3 separate regions of the Mus musculus genome follow, and regions 1 and 3 are each linked to region 2. A link is a loop called in an ENCODE intact Hi-C map of the cell type or tissue named here. Cell type or tissue: heart. All regions are shown on one strand.

Region 1 (8,000 bases), 68 kb after region 2:
CTCACTAAGGACAGCTCCCTACTCCCAGCAGGCATTGCAGAGGAGAGGAACAAGTTTTGTTTGGTTTGGGTTTTGCCTTCTATAACTTTCGTGGAGTGTAACTCAAGCTTTAAACCATCCTGAGTGTCACAGGCACACACCTGGCCCTCTGTCAGTCTTCTCCCTAGACAGTCTGGCTCTACACAGATCTTGTCACCTTTGCTTAGTAGTGACACAAACAAAATCTTTTCTCCATTTTCCTCTCCTTTCATCTCACCATGGACTTCGGCAATACCGCAAATGCCCCCACACAACTCTTGGGGTCCCTTTTGAACGAATCCTCTTACCTCTTCTGCGAACACAGGCCTATGACCTGGAGAAATGAGTGTTGCACACCACATCTCAAACTGCCTTCCTCTCCCTCCTCATTGTTGATTCTCTCCATGAGTTCTGAGGTTCAAATCCCAGAAGGGGCTCTTCTGCACAGGTCAAATGTATATTCTCTTTCCCTTGCACGTGTCCAGCTTTGAGGAATGTCAAGGTAGCCCCTCCACTTACTTCATCCTTCTTCTCCCCGGCTTTCCCTGCCAAATCAGAAGGTAAAGTGGAAGATCACACCAACATGCCTGTCTCCTGTTGTAATTTCTCCTTTGGACACACACTGCAGCCTCAGTTGCGTGTCTTCACACCCACGGAAGCGGGGCACACAACTTCTACTACAGCCAAAAGGCTTGCCATTCCATAACACATGGGGAAAGATGGTGGTGCTGAGCCTGGCCCCCAAAGGCAGCCCTTCAGACATCCTCGGCTACACAAGCTATTGCTTAAAGAAGAACACGCCCGGCTCCTCCTAGAGTCAACTTTTGTTCTTTCAGATCTCCATCAGAATGACAACTTCTTGCATTACAGCTCCCGGTGACAAAAAAAAAAAAAAAAAAAAAAAAAAAAAGTCTAACCTCACAAAGAGCCTAAAGAAATGTACCCATCCAAATTAGTTCATTTAATTAAAAATTTTTAAAGGAGCAGATCCATCTAAGCTCATCTTGGTGAACCAACAAGTTTATTGGTGTTAATGTACAGGAACCTGGGTAAGGGATTCTTTATGGGAGCATGGATGAACATGGAGGGGCAGCAGCTTCACTGAAAACCCCCGAAGCATGGGTGACAACGCGTGAAACCTGCATCCCTAGCCTCCCACCGTCAGGTAACCTTCCAGCTTTCATACACACACACACACACACACACACACACACACACACACACACACACAACCTGGAAGGAAGGAGGAGGAAGTGGTCTAGCCAATGGCTACTCTCCCCTCTCCTCCTGCCCATGGAGTATTAACATCTCCGTTGCCATTCCACTGATCTCATGAGCCCTGCCTCAGTTTACCCATTTCATTGCCATGACTGTGGGACCAGGTCACCTCAGCCATGTGCTCCATCGCAGTGCATGGTGACATCAGGTCTGGAAGCAATCATGTCCCTACAACTTGCATGCACAGATGGGCCCCCAGCCTGAGGGTTCAGGCAGCAGCCTGTGTGATCGTGCTGCGAGCAGACCCAGCACCTCCAGGGGCCTAAACAGCCAGGGCCTACTGACATGGCACCAAGTGCCATTTGGAGAAAGTGTTTCGCCGGAGTTGTCTATAAGCCTTCTGGAAGATTCCAGTCAGATCAGGAAATTTCAGTGCCTTCAGACTGATGCCAGCAGCTCTGCACGGAGCCTGAGAGACGGGATTCATCTATTTGTGAACGCTGCAATCTGCGTGTTCTCCTGTGGCACTAGGTCTGAGTCTACTGAAAAAGCAAGGGCCCTGGGAGCACCAGTTGGAACCCACTTCCGAGGATCGCGGTTCTGCATGTTCAGACACCGTTGCCCCACTTTAACCTGTTTTTATTTTCCTCTTTATGTATGTGTAGCGTGAGCTATGATAAAAACCTATGATTAAATAAGTCCAAAGCAGTTCTTTGCTGAATATAAAGTGGGGCTTCTGTATGATCAAGAGTCACGTCAGGGTTTTATAGGCGGTGTTTTTTCTTTCTTAGAGGTGCATAAAACAACAGGCCACCTTCCAATCAACAGCATTGAACAAAGTGGCTAAAGAGTAATAGCAATGGGCCCATCAGAGAGGAGTGAGAGATGCCCAGAGCTGGGGGGAGTGGCCACAGAGAGTATCTCAGTGGACACAGTGGACACAGTGGACACAGGAAGGGATCTGTAAACCTCAATGCCTATTCAGAACTTCTCAAACTCCCGGAAGGCTGCTGCAATGAAAGGCTTCTCTTTCCCCTGGTGGGACCCATCTTCCAAACCCTCCGGAAATGTCAGACACGAGAGACCTCCCAGCTCCAATCTCTGCATGACCAGAAGTCACACAAAGGCATCCCTTATCGCCTCACTGCCCGAAAGTCCCGAGCAACACTGCAAGTCACAGAAAAGTAACAAGAGGTTTAAGATCAGGAAAGGAAGAGATAAAGCTGCCAGGACTTGTGGATAACAAGGCACCTGGGTAGGAAATGTAACCGGATCAGCAGACTGCTGGAACGGGCTACAGCTACAAGATAAAGCCACAAAGATCAATAATATTCCTGCACACCGCAGGACCCAGCCAGCAAATAAGGCCTGTTCACGACAACAGCTGAAGCAATTAAGTAGCTGAGAATTAAGCTACCAGAGAATGGCTAGGCCCTGTGAAAGGACTCAGCTGAGCAACTAAAAGGAGAAGGTGCAGTGGTCAGACATGGGGGTGGGGGAGTGGGGGGGGGCTCTGGATAGCACCGCCAACAATTGTCCCCAAATTAGTCTCTCTGTTAATGTCATTCAAATCACAGTTCCTGAAGGCTCTTTTCGGAAACTCGACAACCCTATTCTCAGCCTGCAAGGAAGAATAAAAAGCCCTTGAATGGGGAAGCTGATTGGAAAGAAGGCAGGGGAAGGGCACGCTCTGCCAGGATGGAGACAGGCTGCATAGCCATGGCAACTAAAAATAAAATGACAGAAAGCAGGCAAGGTGCCACCAAGGAGCACACTGACTCTGAACAGGCACATGAGAGCTCATGTAGGTCAGAGGGGACCCTGCACATCAGGGGGGACACAGTCGCCGGGTAAGCAGCTTGTGATGTGGAACAAAATGAAGTTGGATCCCCATGCTATACCATGTTACAAGTTGGCTACGGCTGGATTACAGCTGAGTGAGCTTTAACAAAATGTGAGAGGGCTGGGGTGGGGAACGTGGGGCAGACATGTTCTATTCATGTGATGACAGAGATCGGGGCCTAGCGACCCCCAGTCACCACTCCGCCACAGCAATAGTCAAAGTGAGCAGAACAAAGACACTGCTGGCCCTGGGACTGGGACAGCCAGGAATACAGCCTGAAGATGCTCTGACCCCAGAGACCGGCACCCAGCCTGCTGGAGAACAAGCTGCCAGGAGTCCAGGCATTGGCACCACGTCTGATCCCTTCTCCCAGATTCCCACCATCCCCTGCCAACTAAACCTTGCTACATGTACATGATGGACAGAAGCAGGAGCTAATTGTTAGAAATACTGGTTTTGTAGCCTGAGACGAGGGCCTTCACCAGGAGGTCTTGGCAGGTACCTGAAGGTCAGCTGGAGCCATTAGGGCACTTGGGTGTGGAAAACAGACAGGTTCTGACTAAAGCAGGCGCTGGTTGGGGCCAGAGGCTGCAAAGTCGTGAGAAGGCCAGCAGACTTGTTTTAGCCCAAGCGTTCCCTGGAGACCCCCTCTTCCCCCAAGGCCACCATAACCACCAGCTTCAAACAGGTTCTTTGAGGGGGAGGAGAAGCAATCTCGTTCATATAAATGTTTAACTAGGAATTAATATTTATGAGGCTCTTGAATGACGGGCTGTGGGTTTAATAAATATTAACACAGACTGGGTTTCCCTTCCCTTCCCCCTCACTTAGTGTTGATGCCTCGGTTTGTGTACCATGCATTATTCAGCCGTCCCTGAGATGGGTCCCACTCCTTGCTCCCTGGCTCCTGAGGGGAGGCCTACAGGCTTCGGGGAGAGAAGTCACCAGACTGGGGAAGTCTTCGTGTCGCCCTGTCCCCATTCGGCTCACCCTTGCCCTTTGGCCCTTATTCTAGCATAACACAGCCATTTCCACGACCGGAGGTGTCGCAGGGTCCAGCCAGTCTCAGTCACCCATTCTCCACGCCCTCAGTCCCAGGAAGACTTCCCGGGTCTGCTGGGCCTTCTGGAGCCACAGCCTGGCTTCAGAAACGGAATCCCTGAATCACTGAAAGGGCCGAGCCAGCCATGAGCACTGGTGGAGCTCGAGCGCCCCCTTGTGGCTAGTGTGCTCCCAGGTAGAAAGATGTCGGTTAGGAGACCAGGCCCGGGTTTGCAAATCTCTGCATTAGGTTCACAAATATTCACTACCCTGGCCTGGTTTCCCTCCTGGTCTGGGTTACATGAATTGGTCAGCTGAGTTGGGAACAGAGCCCAACATTCTGCCCTCTGCAGTTCCAGTTATATCTGCCAGTTTAGATGCTGTCACATCAGTGGGGCTGTTCCATTCATGAGATGACATGTGTTGGCCTTGTCTTTCCTGTTCCTTGCGAACCAAAGATGGCCTCAGCCAACCAGATCTGATCTCCCATGAAACCCTTTGAACCACCCTTCAGTAGTGTCATTTCTGAGGTGCCCTCCTCATTCCGGATGACTGTGGTCCACCAGGCCAGGTGGTGCAGCAGGTTCAATGGACTCAGGTTGACCATAGGGACAGGCACCTCCAGCCTTAGTCTCCATGGGCCCCAGGGTCCCTCACCTCATGTAAAGCAACCCACCTCACAGGCTCTTCTGCGTCCCTGTTGGTCTCCAAAAGGGGTCAGGACTAGATCAGCTTCCTACTGAACTAGCTACCACCAGCTAACGTGACCCCTCACCCTACCCCTGTCTGCTTCCAGTGACATTCTTCACAAAAATCCCGCCAGTGGAATTCCAGGCAGTTCAAGCCCCAGGGAGCCCAGTGGAGCCCTGCATTGGCCTAGGCAGTTTCTGGAGAAGTAATAGAGCCGGCAGTGAGACTAGCCACAGAGCTGGTAGTAGTTTCTGGGAAAGAAGGGGACCTAGGCTTCAACTGTCCTGAGAACGGCTTTGTGAACCAGACATCAGATCCAGCGCACTCATTCGTTTAAAATGTCAGCCCTGAGCTGGGCGTAACTATCCCTCCGTGGGTGTGGATGGGGCTACGTGTGGGTGGGGCCAAGGGGTGGGTGGGGGCATGGATGTGGGTGGGACTATGTGGGGGGACCATGTAGTAGGTGGGGTCATGGGTGTGGGTGGGGCCATGGGTGGGTGGGGCCATGAACTTCAGTCCTCAAGGGGACAGAAAGCAACACTAATGGGTAGGGCTTGGTGAACATTCCAGAAAACGACATCCTAATTGGATGATGGCCTGGTGGCAGGTCACCCATACAGAATTCCAATGTCAAAGGCAAAGACCAAAGGATAAGTACTTCGAACTGAGGCCGGAAAGGGCCAGACTAGGATGGCCTTGTGCTCTGGGCTAGACCAGGAAGACCTTGTTCTAGAGGCCTGTGGAGCAAGGAAGAGACCTGATCCCCATAGGAAGGGAGGCTCCGGTACTGATTTCTGACAGTGGCTAGTTTTCCTGTTTAATGGTGTCTTGTTACTTACTAAGCTGAAGACAGTCTCTCACCTTTGTGGGAAATCGACAACAGTTCTGGGTGCAGGAGGCTCGTGCATAGGGGAAGGCCCCTCACTTTATTTATCTGCTCCCAGCCCCTGGGAAGGTTCCAGTCCCCACCCCATGACAGATAGGGTGGAAAGGGTGCAGTGTGGGACCCCTTCACCTTCCCTCCAGTGGCTCTTGATGTCTGTAGGGAAGATTGACCGACAGTGCAGCCAGGGCCCCAGACAAGGTGTTCTGCCAGACGCGAAGGAATATTGCTGTCTACTTAATATGGATATCGAACAAGGTGAGATTTTTGGTTGGGGTAGGGAGGTAGCGATGGAACGTAAAATATCTTCTATTCCTTTAGAAGTGCCCTGTTGTGTGGGCTTCAGATACCTGTGCCCTTCTCATTCAGCAATAAGGCCTCACAGACAGACACACAGACACAGACACAGACATTGTGATGCACACAACCACCTGCCCTGCCCCCACCCCTAGAGAAGGAGGGTGTGCTGAGAGGAAGGCAGCTCAGAGCACAAAATAACCGGAGTCTTTTGCTCTAGAGTATGTAGCAGCCGGGGTCAGAGCAGGGGTCAAGTCGTGTTCTCTGGGGAAACAGAAACAATCAGATCCACAGTGTCTGAGCCGGGAGAGCCAACACTGTTGGCCCAAGCTGAAGACAGGGAGAACAAAGTCCCAGCTCCAACAGGCAAGTGGGTGGCTGTCCCTCCTCTGAGCCTTTGTAGCTCAGTCTGGCTTTCAGATGACTCGGTGCAGCCCCCGTGGAGAGGAACATGGTTTGCTCTGCTCTCTTTAAATAGCAAGTAGCACCTGATCTGTGGGACGCCTCAAGGCCAGCCCAAAGCAGGCGACTCCCAGGGTGCCCATGACCACCCAGCATTGGCTCGTGGGAGCAGCAGCCAACTATGGAGTCGCATCAAAAGCCTCAGGCCTCCTAGGATTGGGGGTGGAGCCCAGGAAGTTCTGATGAGTACTGAGGAGGCCTGAGCCTCTGGGGGGTTCAGGGGACAGCTGGCCTTGGAGCAGAAGAGTGGTGCGGGCCCCAGGGTGACCTCATGTGGATGTTGCTGGCCTTGTTGCTTTCTGTTTTTCAAATTTCGTTTCACTGGCTTAAGAAGCCAGGCAGTTGCTTTTGCTGTCCAAAATCCTTAAGGAGCAAAACTCCACACAATCTTGGAGGAAATTGAATTCAGAAATTAGATGCAAGGCTTAGCAGAGACCTCGGCCGAGCCCCCGACAGGGTGAGACAGACACATCCACTGAGACCACATCACAGTTATTAACCTTTTGCTCCAGAGCATATGGAGAAAAGCTGCTAGACACACGGGGAGAAATTCTCTAAACCACAGTCACAGTGGGAGACTTCAACATACCTCATCAGTAATTGCCAGATCAAAACCATGAGTAAAGGAAAGGGGAATTAATAGAACAATTAGCCACATAAATTAACAGATATGCAGGCCTTGAAGAAAGCAGCGTCCCTTTCAAAGACTAAACAAACACACAAAAGAGCATCACCGGAACCTTGAGTAAATCTGAGCAGATTCTTAGAAGGGGAGGTGGCCCATGCTACAATGGTACTCTGAGCATGGTACAATAAATCCGGGAATACCCACAGACGTGTGTGTGTGCATGTATGTGCAAGTGTGTGAATGCACGTGTGTGAGTGCATGTGCGTGTGAGTACATGAGCGTGAATATATGTGCATGTGTGTGCATATGCATGTGCAGTTGCATGCATGTATATATGTGTGCATGTGTGTATGTATTCGTGTGTGTATGTGTGCATGTATATGAATGCATGTGTGGGTGTGGATGTGTGTGGGTGCAGCTGTGAGAGTATGTGGGTACGTGTGTGTGTGTGCGTGTGTGTGAGTGCATGTGTGCATATGTGTGGGTTATGTGGGTACATGTGTGTATGTGTGTGTGTACATGTTTGAGTGCATGTGTGTATATGGGGGGTGAGTGTGTGTGTGTATATATTTTTGTGTGTGTGTGTTCATGGGTATATACATGTGCGTGTATGTGTGCATGTGTGTGAGTGAATGTGCATGAATGTGTGCATGTACATGTGTGTGTATGTATGTATGTATGTATGTGTTATGTGTACATGTATATGTGTATTTGTGCATGTGTGTGTTCAAAAGGGTGGCAGCCAGAAAACAACCTTGGTGTCATTTCTCAGGATCTGTCCATCTTTTTCAGAAAGTCTCTCATTGGCTCCACTGTTTTTATGCCTGTGGAGAGGCAGAACATAAAGGGAAGGGTAAGCCTCAGGGATACCACAACTCTGCCTCCCTAGCACTGGATTACAAGCTCACAGAACCACGTCC
Region 2 (8,000 bases):
TTACCCCAAGGGTTCACATCCAATGACCAGGTCCCAGAATTTCTCACTGCTCTCTGCTCTGACGTGCAACCAAGACCAAGATCGTCCAGGTTCATGTCTTCCTTTTGGTCTTCCTTTCTACTGTTCATGTCTCCTCCAAAAATTCAGATGCCCTGTCCAGGTCATGTCCTTGCTATTGATTATTCAAAGGAAGCCAGAGGACTCTAGGCCATCGAATGCCTCTTTCTTTACTAAAACTGTCCCCAGGCTGGCTGCCCTGGGGTCTGTGGACCTGACTCCAATGAACAGCCAGAACTCTTGTGCCATCCACACTCAAAGAACTTCTTATCCCTGGTGTCATGAGGACCCACTCCAGGATAACACAGGTTCTACTCTACCCTTGGGAGCTGAATCATCATGTATCCCCATGGTCCAGACTCACAGCCTGGAGACCTTGCCTGCCTGCAGCAGGGAGTCCCAGCTCACCCTGGGTCCCACTCCTAACAGCCCCTAGCAGCCTCTTTTGTTCCTAGGCCACCTACACTCTCTGATTTGGCCCTGACATATAAAGAAGAGATGGCTAGGCAGGAGTCCCCAGGGCGCCAGACAACTGTGCCTTCCTGCTTTAACCACACAGTGTCCTGGCCAGAGAGGGGTTTCCACCTTCCCCACCCAGCAACAGAGGTCCCAACTTGACATAGTGAGAGATCACTGGCCATGGAATGGTCTAGGATCCATACTAGAGAGAAGTGTGGGGTTAGGGATAGGACTAAGGCTAGGGTCAGAGCTAGAGTTGGAGCTAAGAACAGGATCAGGGCCAGCCTAGTGGTCTATGGCTCGAATTGGCCTAGGACAGAATCAAGGCTACAGCTAGGGTCAGGGTTAGGGCTAGAGTTTGGGCTAGGGCTAGGGTTAAGGTTACAGTTATGAGAAGGTTTGGAGCTAGTACTAGGATTAGTCTTGTGACTGGGGTTAGGTTTCTGGCAATGTGTAGATCTAGGTTAAAGTTTGGTTAGGCTTATAAGTAGAAATAGAAACAGGTTTATATTAGGTTTAAGGTTTTATGTACTGCTAAATATAGGATTAAGTGTTGGGTAGGATGGGCTTAAGTCTAAGGCTGGGCAGAGCCGGGTGTACCAGACAGGCTTTTATAAGCTCAGATAAGCCCTCCTGTTTGGTTCCCTCCCCTCCTCTTCCACCCTTGGTGATCTGTTTGTGTCCCTGATGGCCATTGAACCTTATTTTAGACTTCTAAGTCTTCCTTCCTTACCCACCCCTGTGTCCCAGGCTGACCCATGAAAATACCAAACCCCAGCTTCCATGAAACACCCGTTTTTGCCACCAATGTCCTCAGGAAAGGAAAGAGAAAGCCGTTCACTTCACCTGGGTCCCGACTCACCAAATTAGCCTTCTCAGATTTGGAATAATCTAACCCCTACCCAAACCTGCCATTCAACATTGTAGGGTCACGTTGTGTCCCCTGCTCCTCCTTCCTGGGGCAGACTGCTCTATGGGGACACTCTCAGGTCCCCTGCTGAGACCTGCTGGTTCTTTGCAGGAGGCATGGCCCGGCCATGACTGCAGTGGGCTGGGTCTGTGTTGCAGGGGCAGGCAGCAAGCGGCCACCGGTGCCTTTGCGTTCACTTTGGAAACTGTCAGTTCAGCAGTCTGGCTGAGGACCTGCTCCACGGTGGCCTTAAAACTGTCCACACTCATAAATCACCCGGGATTTAAACAAGCGCTGGTGGCAGGTAATTTTTCAGAACTCCCCCACACTCACACGCAGTCAGCAGCGTGGTTATGCAGGACCGTGGACGGGGTGGAGAGTGAGTGAATTGAGATGGGGTGAGTGTGTAACAGTGCTGTCATCTTGGGGACAGTTGTGGAGTTGGAAATGAGGCTGCTGGTGGTGGGTGATCAGCCTGGCCATGTTAGGGTGCAGAGAGTCCCTGCAGGGGTCTTCCTGGGGCTCCACATGGCAGATTATGCAAATACCCAGCCTCATACTGTAACAGGCCAAGACACAACCCCAGCACAACCTCTGGGGCTAGCTCCCACCTTCCCAGATGTCCTTGTGGGCAAGCAACACTTGGCATGGGGAGGACATACTAATGGTGGATTCAAATACCCAGACAAGAGCCCAGAGCTCAAGCTGTGTTCTGTCCCCGAGAGTCACAGGCCATCGGCCCCATATCCACGAGGAGCAAAGCAAGGAAAGAAGCTAAATGTCCCCTCCAGACACATTTAAGGTCACCACCACCTTCAGCAGAAAGATGTGTTACCTCACAATGTCCGTCTCTCCGCTCAGATCCTCAGATCTCTGCCTAGAGCCAGGTTCTGTGGGCTAAGTGTGGAGCTCCAGGAGGGCTGGGATCAGGGCTCAGTTAATAGTGGGATCAGGGCTGTTAGTGGTGGGATCAGGGCTCAGTTAGTGGTGGGATCAGGGCTCAAGTTTACAAAAAAAATGAGGATTCAAATATAAGGCTGAGATCCAAATGCTTTGAGTTGAGATCAAGCATCCACATGGGCTGGGATATAGGGCTATTCTCAAACTGAGCCAAAAGTCCTTGACTCAGAAGGGTGTGCTGTGACTATTACAGTCATGCAGGCAGTGGAAAGGCTGCTGCTGCGTTCTCCAAACCCCAGTGGCCTTCGTCAGCTGACAGGAGGGGATCCAGCCCAGATGCCTAGATATGGAAGTGTGGGCTCTGTTGCTTCTGCCTGATACCTGGCTAGTGATGAGAGGGAGGACCCAGGCCAACAAACATGGGCTTGGGTGTAACCCAGCTTTCTCTGACACTGGATTCCACAGGACAACAACCAGAACCCTGCAGACTAGGTGCCCACAGGGCTCCCAGAAGTGTCTGCAGCCCCCTGCTAGGGAGACCCCTGGCTTTATACTATTCATTCCTTTTATCCCAACCAGGTAAGGCCATTCAGATGAGGTAGGAGGAATACTGGTACTCCAGAGCAGGACCTAAGCCTTTGAGAAAGCACATGGCACCAAGCCACTCTTGTACCCAGAGGCTGTAAGCCCCCAGAGTATAGTACCTGGGAGTTTGTAGTTTCTCCCAATGCAAAGACTGCTCTGATCCAGGCAACTGTGTGGCTCCCCTCAGCCCTGAAAGACACCCTTGGGGGCCCAGACGCTGAGTAACGTATTGTCCCCACAGGGTTCTCCTTGTTGATATAAGGGTTCCTGGACCATAGGATGGCCTAGAATAGCCCCACCAGCTGTGGGACAGCTGCCTCCAGCCAGCCCAGCTAAGGATGCAGCCTGACCTTCTCTGGCCAGTCCTCCATCGCCACCTGGTGGTGAACTCCATACATGAGAAAGGCAGCACCAAGGGATGCAGGTCCATCCCCTGCGAGGCTGGGCTACCCTTCTCACTGGCCTTGCAGACATGGGCAGAGGCCAGCGTTTGAGGAAACCGAGGGACCCCGGGCACTGAGCTGGTTTCTGAAGCATCACCTTCATTCTTGAGGAGTCCTGATTGTCACCGGAGCTCCGTCCCCAGAGGGCAAATGACAATAAACACAAATGCAAGACATCAGCAGCCCAGGCAGAGCTGCCCCTGATTGCTAATCACATCCTCATTCCTGAAGCTCTTTAAAACCCTGCCTGAGCCACGTTATTGTCTCCAAAGAGCTGTTATTACTCTTATAAAAAAAACTTATAAAAATTCTAATCAACACTGGTCTTAAACAGCAATGTCGCGCATGCTGCCTGCCTCCTCCTGTGCGGTCCAGGGGAAGTGAGGGGCCTTTATGAGGCCCTGCCCGCCTCCTTTCAACCTCATTGCTTTTGCTGTCTATTGATGTGCTAAAAATGAGGCCTGCGGCTGTAGTTATTGATAGACACTCTTCTACTGTGGCAGCCAGGACCAGGGGCCCTTGAAAAGTTGGGTGTCCTGATGTCAGCACTTGCTGTTGTCCTAGCTCACCCAGGCTTCCTGTTTCACCTGGAAGGACAGGAACACAGCTGGGAGGCCAGCGGACACATGACTGAACAAGCAGCTAAGGGCCCAGCAGTGAGGTCTCAAGTCAGCCTGCAGGCTGTGCTCAGGACATGAAAACCATAGAGCCCATGGCCGGTGTCCATCCTGGCCCATCTCAGGAACCCACACTACCTGAAGGCAAATCATTATGTCCCAGGTCAACGTTGTGTCAGGCTCTCACCTGGGTTCCACCTGCTCACAGAGGAGAATGCAGGTGTGGGCAGGTGGCAGCCACAGGCTGGGGCTGACATTCAGGTGACGGTACACCCAGCACCCACTGCAGCTCTTTAGGGAACCTCCAGAGAGTCTAGCTTCCTGCAGTGAGGAGCAGAAACCTAATGCTGAGAGGATCATGGGAAAACCGGCTGATGGGGTCCCTGAGCAAGTACCACAGCCCAAAGCAAAACCCAAGCTGGCTGGCGCAGGCCCTCTCCTTCAGGGCCTCACAGGAAGCATGATGGTAATAATGGGTTTCAGGTCAGTTCCTGGCAGTAGTCCTGCCCTGAGCGTTGCCTGACCTGTCTTTTGGCATCTATGAGCCTTGATCCCACACCACAGAGCCCAGCTGCTGGAGGGAACTGTATGAAAAGCAGGTAGAATTGTACATGCCTTGAAGCAGCCACAGGTAGAGCTGTGGGCACCCTGGGCAGCAATATCACCACAGACAACCTGGCTCTGTCCCAGATGCTAAGGACACCCCCTACAGACTGCTGGCCGCCAAGCATATCTTCGCCGCCTTGGAGCACCTCAACTGCAGGGCAGCAGATCTGAGCAGGTGGATAGGGAGACCACAGATGACAGGAAGTCCAACCCAGAGAGCCACTGGGGACTAGACGCTGTTCCTCACCTCAAGCAGAGGCAAATCTGAGATAACTGGGAAGAGAAGGATGTCTCAGAGTGACTGCTGAGCCACCCAGAGTCTTAGCATCAGTCAGTAGTTCAGCCAGTGGCTATTTGAAAGGAAAGCCTCTGACTGCTGTATATGGGCCCCTAGGGCCCATGAAACCTGTGTCTCTAGAGAACCAACAGCATGCTCAGGGCACGTGTGGACCCTCCTCCTCCACCCAGACCCTGAAGGGCCACCACAATCTGCATTCATTTGCCACTACCACTGCAGAAATACAAGGTGTGAACGTGCTGGTGTTTAGGGCCCTGTGGGATGTAAACTAGCAGGTGTTCTTTGGGTCTCACAATCTTACAAACAAGGCCCTCAGACATTCTGTGTGACTGTTGAGAGGGGACCAGTTGTCCCATACACCCATTCTGAGTGCACACAAACTGGAGCCCCAAACAGAGAGAAATCTTCCAGGCATGCCTACCTGTCGGACCCAGGGCTCACGGGCCAGCATACCCTTATAAGGGGCAAGCTGGGGGCAGTCTTCAGAGAGGGACTACTGTACTCTGCAAATGCAGGAAGCTTTGATGTCAGAATGGGAAGAGGGCAGTCTGAGTGGAGCATGGCCTTTCCTGAGGTAGGGGTGGGGAACGTGTTTAAGAAGGTCTGTGATGGGGATCTGGGTCACACAGAGCCAGCTGTGGACCAGCAGCCATGTGTTAAGGTGCCTGGCTGGCCTCCCCTGCTAGTTCCTTTCTTCCACCCCAGTTGAGCACAGATGGGCTCCTACAACGAAGGCACTTGAGCACGCAGCATTCCCCAAACTCCACAGCCTACTCTTCCGAGCTGGGGCTGGGGTACAGATGAGGAAGGTTACAGGAAAAGATGTCCCAAAAGGAAGTGGAACGGAGAGAGTTGGAGGAAAGCGGGCCCCGCAGTGCTGCTGTGGGGTGAGCAGGATCGGGTGGGGGTGGGGGATAGCCTGGAGGTGGGGGTCAGTGTTAAGTAAGGTGGCCCAGGCCCAGGGTGTAGAGCAGATAGAGACAGCTTAGGAACCAGAGGGATAACCAAGGCTGGTAAGGAAGGGAGAGGCAGGGCAGCCACTCAAGTCTACCTCCCTGGGCTCCAATTCCCTCCCGCAAGAAGCCTGGAATCCACATGTTCCTTAAAAGCCACCTCATGATGGCGTGTGTGGGAGCTGAGCAACGCTCCCTTTAAGGAGGCAAACACACAAAGATAGGACAGGAGAAATCCATCAGGCGGCCTTCCCAACCGCCACGGAGATTAAAATGCACGATCCTTCGATATGGGGCTAATAAAGTGAGCCGTCCCTCGCTGCAGAAATGAGCCATAACTCAGTGAAGATGAGCTCCAGATAAACTCTGAGTGGGGCCAGAAGGCAGCGGCCCACCACAGCATCCTCCCAGCTGTGGACCGGACTAATGGGGGTGCAGGGGGCAGGAGGGTAAGATTGGGACAGGACACCCACTACGGCCTTCCACTGGGTTTTATTTCTAACAACCTGCTTGGAGTCAGGGTAGGGGATTGGACAAAGATGCTGTTGAGTGACACCCATTGTATTAGTCAGGGTTCTCTAGAGTCACAGAACTTATGGATAATCTCTAAATAGTAAAGGAATTTATTGATGACTTACAGTCGGCAGCCGAATTCCCAACAATTGTTCAGTCGCAGCTGTGAATGGAAGTCCAAGGATCTAGCAGTTACTCAGTCTCACGCAGCAAGCAGGCAAAGGAGCAAGAGCAAGAGCTAGACTCCCTTTTTCCAATGTCCTTATATTGTCTCCAGCAGAAGGTGTAGCTCAGATTAAAGGTGTGTTCCACCACACCTTTAATCCCAGATGAAAGGTGTAGCCCAGATTAAAGGTGTGTTCCTTAAACTCGGAGATTCAATCTTCTGGAATCCATAGCCACTGTGGCTCAAGATCTTCAAACCAAGATCCAGATAAGGATCTCCAAGCCTCCAGATAAGGGTCACTGGTGAGCCTTCCAATTCCGGATTGTAGTTCATTCCAAATATTGTCAAGTTGACAACCAGGAATAGCCACTACACCCATTATAGACTGAGACCTTTGTAGGTGGAAGCCAGGTCACCGTGCTGTTTCTCCTAGGCCTTTCTACCTGTATACTTGCCTGACATAGAAGGACAGGCTGGCCAGGTCAGAAGTCATCAGTACTTGCCACCCCAGAGTATAGACAGAATCTGCAGGTTACTTGAGGTCGTGGTAAGTTCACCCAGGCCCTGCCAAGGATCTCTACAAGGTAAACGCGGCCAGGGAGACCCAGACTTGACCTTGTTGCTCACAAGTGCTACCTGCACTAAGCTCCCAGGTACCGGCTTCCCTGGGAACATTCTAGAAGCCCACCCAGCACTGCTGCATACTCAGTTACATGCTCACAGTTGGGGCGTACCCCCATTGCACGCTATAGACCCGCCTTGCTATGGCAGTCATGACTGCAGCAGCTGTGACACTGCCCCTCCCTCATAGTATCAGCCTCACTCTGGCAAAGTGGGATGGATGTACAACTCAATGGGCTTGTGTACCCTGCAAGGAAGGAGTACCAGGCAGGTGTACAGGTGGGAGGCCGCTTCAGGAAGCAGCCCTACCTGGGCTCAGCCCCCATCTGCCAGGGTTCTATGAGACCTTGGGCACGGGCATGCCAGTGGACAGCCTGCGTATCCCTGTCGGGACCTGAGACAGGATTCCTGGGCTTCTCTCCCTCCAGCCCACTCCACCACCACCACAGCGTGGTCCTGCCTCCCAGAGGGACGAGCCAGCTATGGAAGGTGACAGTTTCACAACAGCTAGGCTTTTAGACACTATTACATGGAGAGTGCAGCCTTAAAGCGCTAAATAACTCCCCAAAAGGGAACCCCAGCCGTTTACCACAGAATCAATCCACCTCTAATTTTAGTGCTCTGAAAAGGTATTTTTCTTAATGACTCCATTATTTTTTCAAATGGCGAGCTATAAACTCCCCCTTACACACTTACTCCAAGCTGCCTCTTTCCCTCCTTGCCTGCGTTTACGGCCAACTCTGCACAGACAGTGCACAGTTCCCATGGAGTGGTGATTTTATATGATAGTCCCTATTCTGGCAACTAGAAAGTCTAGAACTTAATTAGTGCCATCAGCTCTCAGGCTCCTGAAACCTAGGTTTTTGTGTAGT
Region 3 (8,000 bases), 63 kb before region 2:
CCCAGCCTGCATTGCCCCTGTGTGCTGTCCTGAGAGTTCTCCCAGCCTGCACTGCCCCTGTGTGCTGTCCTGAGAGTTCTCCCAGCCTGCACTGCCCCTGTGTGCTGTTTGTCCCAAGAGTCATCCACATGACACAATGGCAGCCACTAGAGCTGAGGTCACTCAGGCCTTGCCCAGCAGAGAGCCCAGGAGAACTAGATGAAGGAACATAAGGGACTCCAGGACAGCCGGGGAGACCCACATCAGGCTGACACAAATGATGAACGCCCATTGGGACCTGGGTCAACAGCTGTGTGGCACAGGTCGGTATAAACAAGATGTCATGGTTTGAATATGCTTGGCCCAGGGAGTAGCACTATTAGGAGGTATGGCCTTGTTGGAGTAGGTGTGTCACTAGGCATGGGCTTAAGACCCTCACCCTAGCTACTTCAAAGTGAGTCTTCCACTAGCCGTCTTCAGATGAAGATGTAGAACTCTCAGCTCCTCCGGAACCATGCCTGCCTGGATGCCGCCATGCTCCCACCTTGATGATAATGGACTGAATTTCTGAACCTGTAAGCCAGCCCCAATTAAATGTTGTTCTTATAAGAGTTGCCTTGGTCATGGCATCTGTTCACAGCAGTAAAGCCCTAACTAAGACACAAGTCCTCGTGAACTTGAGACCCAGTCAACTGGAACTGTACAGTGAGACGTCATCTGAAAACATCAGAGTAAAGAAACAAGATGGTGAAGGTGGCTGAATACACAGGAGCTGGGGGAGAGGAAGACATGCTTGTGGGGGTTGGGGGCCTGTGCTGAGGGAGGTCACAGATCAAAAGAGCAGTTGGGGGTCTGGAGCAATGGCTCAAGGGTTAAGAGCACTTGTTGCTCTTGAAAAGAGTTCAATTCCCCGGCACCCACCTAGCAGGTATCTCATAACCATTGGTCACTCCCGTTCCAGGTGATCTGACCCCATCTTCAGGCCTCTGTGGGCACCAGGTACACGGACGGTACAATAGGTACATTCAGGCAAGACATGCACTTACATAAAATTAAAACAAAGACCTCAGAGCAGTTGGTGTCCAGAGTGTGGCAGGGACTCAGCCCGTTCCTGCTGGCTGAAAACTCTGAGCACGCTCCCCGCCCTTCCCCCTCGGAGTGAGGCCTTTAAAACTGGGAAGAGCAATGAATGAGCCACACAGGGACCCAGGGCCTCGGTCCTTTGATCTCAAGCAATTGAGTTCTGCTCTTGGCACTTTCAGCCAATGGGACTGAATTTTTTTTTTTTACAAGAAATGAGTTCTAGGCAGGACTGTACCAGTTCTGCATCCTTTCATCTCTGAGCTCAGCCTGGGAGCGAGTCTACCATCTCGCCTGGGTCCCATCAAGGATCAAACTCGAGCATCAGGCGTAGTGGTGCACATCTGTAATCTTAGCACTCGAGAGGCTTTGGGGGGAGATTGTACGTTTGCGAGGAGCCTAGGCTACGTTGTGAGATCTTGTTCCGAAAACAAGACACAAGCCCTCAGACTCAGTGTGTGAGAGTTGGGCATTCCTCCTACCCCATGCCAGGCCCTGACCCTGGCAGCAGCTTGGTGAGTGTACCTTAGTGAGGGCCTCTCGCTGACCACGGGCGGGGCTTCCTTTGCTGAGGACCCCTATATCTCGCATCCTTGGACCACTGACCATCACTCAGGGCTCCTCACCTCTGGTTCTTCTGTGAGTTTAGTGGAGAGAGGGCAGCAGGAGTGTCCGAGGCTCCATGCTCCATCCCAGGAGGGGCCAAGTGAATTTGGCACATGGGAGACCGACCCTTATGGAGCCGACCCAACCTGGGGTAGCTTCTCTGTTTCTCCACCCCTCACCTGGCTGCTGAAGAGGTGGTGCTGTGCTGTGCTGTGCTGTGCTGTGCTGTGCTGTGCTGTGCTGTGCTGTGCTGTGCTGTGCTGTGCTGTGCTGAAATTATGGGCTCATAGTAGTCACACGGACACTGGAGCAACCCAGGCTCAGTCCCCAGGACCTTCTGACATCTCTTCCAGTCTTGACCTGCTGGTGGGGTAAAAGTTGGTCCCTGAATCAGGTCCCTGAGAGACTTGCCACTCTGAACCTACCTGGACCCACCATAGATCCGGCTTTCCATGTGTCTCATTGTTCTTCCCTTCTCATTTTGTTCTGAAGGAGGACGCAGAATGCTCAGCCTGTCTCTACATGATTTAAGCTTGGGGCTGGAGAGAGGGTTCAGCAGTTAAGAGTACTTGTTGCTCTTACAGAGGACACAGGTTCGGTTCCCAGAACTCATGCGGCAGCTCACAACTACCTGTAACTCCATTTTCAGGGAATCCAACACCTTCTCAGGCCACTACACACACACACAGTGTGCACACATACACACACACATAGTACACACATGGTGCACATACACACATCCATGTACATACACACACACATACACAATGCACATACATACAGTCAGAACACTTATACACATCAAATAAAATAAATAAATGTAACTACCTTATGCTGTTTCAGCCTGTCTGGGCTTCAGCTTCCCTAAACCTTGGTGTCTCCCTGGGCTCCACCATAAATCCAGGGCTGGCCCTTAGTCTCCACTCCAAGATAGACAGACGTGGTCTGTCCTATCTCTAATGGGACTTTATGAACCATGTCCTACCTGGAGGGGTTCAGGAGCCTCCTCCCTCACCTGGGCTCTCCTTCCTCTCTCCATGTCCCACCCCCATGCACACTGTCTTGAGTTCAGGGCTTCCTGATCTAGCACGGAGCTTCCTCCAGCTCTTGAATACAGCTCTGCTGCCCCTGCTGCCTGGCCAGGCGCTCTCATCCTCGGCCCACAGTCACCTCTTCCTGATGATGCCCCATGCTTCTTGCTGACAGTCTGTCCCCCTCCCTAATCACACTCAGCTCCGGAAAGGAAGGGACCTCTTAAGTCCCCAGGGCTGGACTCTCAGCAGGTGTTCAATTATTATTTGTTGAATGAATGAACGTCCTTGATGTTGTGTTCCCAGTGTCCTTTGCTTCCGTTCATTCCTGAAATGGCTTATTTTTCTCTTCCCAGCTCTGCAGGCTCATTTCTCATCCATTCTGCTATCTGAACATCTTTTGTTTTCTTATATTTCTTCTGTGTATTTTTCTTTATTTCAGAATCTATGTCCTTTGTCCCGGCATTTCATTATGGGACAGCGCAAACATTTGGAACCCTTTGTATAGGATCACGTGTAATTTACCCCAGACTTAAGGCATGCTAGCATGTCACCCGATAATTGTTTTAAGGAGTGAGACATTAGAAATAAAATGAGCCGTGTTTCTCTCTCTCTCTCTCTCTCTCTCCCACATTCTCTTCTGAGACCTCTGCTGTGATGTGCCACGTGGCTGTAGCAAAGACTAGCACAGATGACATCACTCTGTGCATATATATATATATATATATATATGTTGTTGTTGTTGTTTCATAGTCAGCATTACATTTTATGTGATCTGAGTGTGCAGGGCCAGGTGCTGGCACCTTTGCCACCATCATTTGCTCGAGTGAGATATGCCATGGCCAACTGCTCATTCCACGCAGGGCTGAGAGGCAGCTTCGGACGACACCTTTGTGCCTGACGGTCTCCGTGGTCCCATGCTCCTCTGGGCACATTCCTGGATGTCACTTTGTAGAATGTCTGGAAGGGAGAGGGGCAAGCCCAGCTCCAGCTTTGTTAGGAAACACCACATTGCTTTTTCTCAAGGTTGGAAAGCAAACATTCCTTGCAATGTGGCCGGGAACTAACCTACCCATTATCAGCAAGGTCTCCCTGAGCCTGACAATTGTAAAAGTTGTATTAACTGCACTTCTCTGGTTGGTAGAGAGAGGGCGCTCTTCCCGTTACCTGGCCATTGGGTTTCATCATCTATCAACCGCAGGATCCTATCATGTGTCTACTTTTCCATTGTTCTGTTATTTGTGTTATCTGCTTGTGTGTGCTCTCTATGTGCTCCATCTACTGCGTGGCTGGTGGTTTAAATTTTAACTGTCTGTTGCCTTGAGTGAGGAGAGTATTAGCTATAACACAGTAGTCACCTTTATCAAACTGGTTGTATCTTGCTGTTCTGTATCTTGACATAATTCCCATTTCGCCAGAGTGCCATCTAAATGCTTTGCGTCTCAAAGGTGGAACTTTGACCCATCTGGACGTACTTCTCTGACGGTTCCAATAACGGTGTGAATCATTTTACCATGCGGCCGGAGCAGAGAGCAGCTATTTCACAGAATCCTGCCTGTGGGGAGGAGCCCCTTGCACACTGAGCTCTCAGCATGCAGCTGAGCCTCTGCAACGTGCTGTCAGCCTTTGATCTCCTGGGTCTCCTCAGGGAGGCCTGGCCAGGGGGTGGAGCACAGCCCTCTCTCTCAGCTTCTCTCCAAGCTTTTCTTGGTCCCTTGAGAGTCCAGGTAAAGTCACCAGCCTCCTGAGAAGGTTCCACGGGAAACTGCTAGGATTTAAAGTGACATTATTATATTTAAATTATGTATCAGTGTACTCATAAAATTGGACTTTACTATCCATGGTGTAACTGTCCAGCTGGTGAGACCTCCTCAACAGGCTGACAGAAAAGTTTACTTCCTCATTGAGATGTCCCACCCTTCTGTGCTCTTTGCTCCTAAATACCCAGAGGTTTCTTCCTAGAGGGAAGTCTTTGTCTTTTATGTTCCCTAATTAGTGTTGACTGGAGAATATTAATGTGATGGTTAACACCTCCCTAAACCAAAACCTAGCCATTCCAATTGTAAAGTTTCTTAGGATTGTTTTACACGAAAATCGCCCAACCCCCAAATAACAAACTGCACCTCTTCTTTTCTGATCTTTTCTCCTCTCTCCTTGTCTGGTGACCTTGACTGGACACTCAGACTGTAGTGAGAACTGGCCACTAGAGCTGTCAACTCTGCCTGCGATGGTCTTGCACCTCAGCCCGGGGCTGGATACAAGTGCTACACTGTCCTGTGCCAGGCCGAGCAGCTCTGTGTCTGAGTAGAGAAGGATGTTCCTCTCAGCATCTGGGCTGCAGCAGGAGGCCAATTCCACCTGCAGCCTCCTGAGCAGCCCTTGGTTTTTGCCTGGGATCCGTTGATGGATTTACAGTGAGAGCATGGTCCTCGCCCCACCTCAGGTCTAGACCTTCCTAGAAGACTGATTCTAGAACATTTCCCACACCTCGCTCGAAATGACCAGCCAGGCTGACTGGGTTCCTCTGTCTGCTGCCTGCTGGTTTTGGATGTGATCTACACACAGTTTAGTGGACAAACTGACTTGGGTAAGAATAGAGCCACCACCAGGTATGCATTGCAAGAGACGCTCTCACACCAGAAATTTCCATCAAAAATAGCCACCAGGGTCAGCAAGATGGCTCAGGCAGTGTGGGTTCTTGCTTCCAAGTCTGACAGTTTGCATTTGATCCCCAGCACCCATGTGGCAGAAGAAAAGAAGTGATTCCTGCAAATTATCTTCTGACTTCCATGTACTGGCCGGTTTTGTGTGTCAGCTTGACACAGGCTGGAGTTATCACAGAGAAAGGAGCCTCCCTTGAGGAAATGCCTCCATGAGATCCAGCTGTAAGGCATTTTCTCAATTAGTGATCAAGGGTGGGAGGGCCCCTTGTGGGTGGTGCCATCCCTGGGTTGGTAGTCTTGGGTTCTATAAGAGAGCAAGCTGAGCAAGCCAGGGAAAGCAAGCCAGTAAGGAACACCCCTCCATGGCCCCTGCATCAGCTCCCGCCTCCAAGTTCCTACCCTGTGTGAATTCCTGTCCTGACTTCCTTTGGTGATGAACAGCAATGTGGAAGTGTAAGCTGAATAAACTCTTTCCTCCCCAACTTACTTCTTGGTCATGATGTTTTGTGCAGGAATAGAAACCCTGACTAAGACACTCCATATACACATCATGGTACACACACACACACACACACACAAACACTTACAAACATACATGTACACACACACACACAGCTACAAGCATACAGAATGAATGAATGGATAAATAAATAAATGTGACTTTTAAAAGTTTAAAAATGACAACCACCATTTACCCAGGAATCAGGGAACTGACTCAGGACAACGTTTGATGCTTGTGCCTGCTGGGCTCAGAGTTAAATGGGAACATGGCTGAAGGAGGCCCTGCTGCATGGGCAGGTTGAAGGGCCAGCTGGAAGAGAAGAAAGGTTCACGGAGTTAGGCTCAAGGCTACACACAGTGTTATGACAGTTGCTCTTCTCTGGGCATCTCTGGCTTCTCCTTGACACCAGGAGTCAGTGATGAGGTGGGGAGCACTGAATGAGTCCCCAGTCTCTCTCTCAGCTGTTTGGAGGCCTTGGTGGTTCCTGACAGTTTCCTGCTATAAGAGAGAAAGTTGTTGGTTTCTGTCACCTTGAAAAGGATTTGTGGCTTGTGGAACAGAACTGGCTAGCGTGTGAAGCAAGTAAGACACATCTGCTTCCAGAGAATGTGAGAGACTGATAGCATGGGCCTTCACATGCACGAGCCTTCTGGCCTCCTGTGTGACATGCACGTGCCTTCTGGCCTCCTGTGTGACATGCACGTGCCTTCTGGCCTCCTGTGTGACATGCACGCGCCTTCTGGCCTCCTGTGTGACATGCACGTGCCTTCTGGCCTCCTGTGTGACATGCACGTGCCTTCTGGCCTCCTGTGTGACATGCACGCGCCTTCCGGCCTCCTGTGTGACATGCACGTGCCTTCCGGCCTCCTGTGTGACATGCACGTGCCTTCTGGCCTCCTGTGTGACATGCACGTGCCTTCTGGCCTCCTGTGTGACATGCACGTGCCTTCTGGCCTCCTGTGTGACATGCACGTGCCTTCTGGCCTCCTGTGTGACATGCACGTGCCTTCTGGCCTCCTGTGTGACATGTACGTGCCTGTATGGAGTATGGCCATGGGAGGTCTGCTGTGGCCTCAGGTCACTCACTCTTTTGCTTGCTTCATGATGGCCAAGTCCTTCCTGCCTGGATCTTGGGGCAACAGTAAAAAAGCTAGACAATACAGCAACCTAGGGAACCCAAGACTGTACCATGCCTGCTCTGTACCAGTCATGGTTGAGAAGGGCTAGCTACCACCTGGCCTTTGCCACCTACACAGCAGCTGTTGGCAGTCGGTGTGATAAACAATTCTGGATCACAGTCACCCAAGGAAAGACAGTGGCATGGACCAGGGGCGAAATGAAAAGAAAACAGTAACAACCAGAGGTGCTCGGAGCTTGTGGAGGACCCAGAGGAGAAGCTGGACCAAAGGGGTGACTGCGATAAGTATCTGAGGAGAGTCACATGTGTTTCAGACTTCGTTCCTGAAGATAGAAAGAATAGGAGCAGAAGATGATGCTCAAGTTGGTGGACTGGGCTGCAGAAATACAAACCAAGAGAAGCATAGGGAGATGGAAACCATAGGAGACAGGTGAGGAGCCTGGAAAATAAGCCCAGGTTCTCAAAGACAAGAAAGTAGGGGATTGTGGGAGAGCCACTAATGAGCCGTGGCTCGGAGAGGGAAAGACAGAGGTAAGTGCCCCCTCCCACCTCGCGGCAACACCACCTGTCCAAGGGCATTCCTATTACCGAATGAAACCAGCTTGTCGGATTTCTGTCTGCAGTGAATGAGTCTCCTCTCCCACTTGCCTTCTGCTGCCTTTGGAAGGAGTGTCTGATGACCAGGGAGAGCACCGTGCTTACACAAGTCACTTGAACTTCTGCACGGGACACTTGTCCTTCCTCTGCAAGGGACACTTGTTCTTCCTCTGCAAATGTGTGTATTTCAGTCATCTGTACCCACACGACTCACAGACACTTCCTTTCAGGGACTGCATTAGATCCGTGGGCCAGCTTGCTGCTGTTGTCTTACTAGTCCAGCTTGCTACTGGGGGCACTTTTGGTGGCCAGCAAATCCCACCCTTAGCACCTAGCACACAGGAGCTGAGATGGCAGGAGCTGAGAGAGAGAGAGAAAGAGAGAGAGAGGAAGGGGGCACTTGA

Evidence for each region. Hi-C counts contacts between places; a loop is a spot of excess contacts. Peaks named below come from ENCODE experiments on the same cell type or tissue, not always from the same donor. Only the 100,000 strongest peaks of a DNase experiment are listed, where the experiment ranks them.
Region 1: it touches region 2 in a loop (6-fold over the local background); 10 of 42 quality-filtered maps call a loop at or near these places.
Region 3: it touches region 2 in a loop (6-fold over the local background); 12 of 42 quality-filtered maps call a loop at or near these places.

What each region holds. Positions count from the first base shown.
Region 1 is chr12:112,538,851-112,546,850 of GRCm38, forward strand. No RefSeq gene overlaps it. Among named protein-coding and RNA genes, the nearest start is that of Gm40584, 7.2 kb to the left of the region's middle. In heart, a CTCF peak has its summit at 4,318 (motif pointing left); DNase peaks (open chromatin) are centred at 4,271, 6,281 and 6,631; H3K27ac peaks cover 2,824 bases; H3K27me3 peaks cover 2,780 bases.
Region 2 is chr12:112,470,678-112,478,677 of GRCm38, forward strand. No RefSeq gene overlaps it. Among named protein-coding and RNA genes, the nearest start is that of A530016L24Rik, 15 kb to the right of the region's middle. In heart, a CTCF peak has its summit at 3,293 (motif pointing left); a DNase peak (open chromatin) is centred at 3,294; H3K27me3 peaks cover 6,774 bases.
Region 3 is chr12:112,407,908-112,415,907 of GRCm38, forward strand. It overlaps A730018C14Rik (RIKEN cDNA A730018C14 gene), which reads right to left. Exons shown (of 4, transcript NR_036459.1): 3 at 6,055-6,170; 4 at 3,116-4,461. Among named protein-coding and RNA genes, the nearest start is that of E330035G20Rik, 6.1 kb to the left of the region's middle. In heart, a CTCF peak has its summit at 3,846; no DNase peak of the experiment used is centred here; H3K4me3 peaks cover 557 bases; H3K27ac peaks cover 880 bases.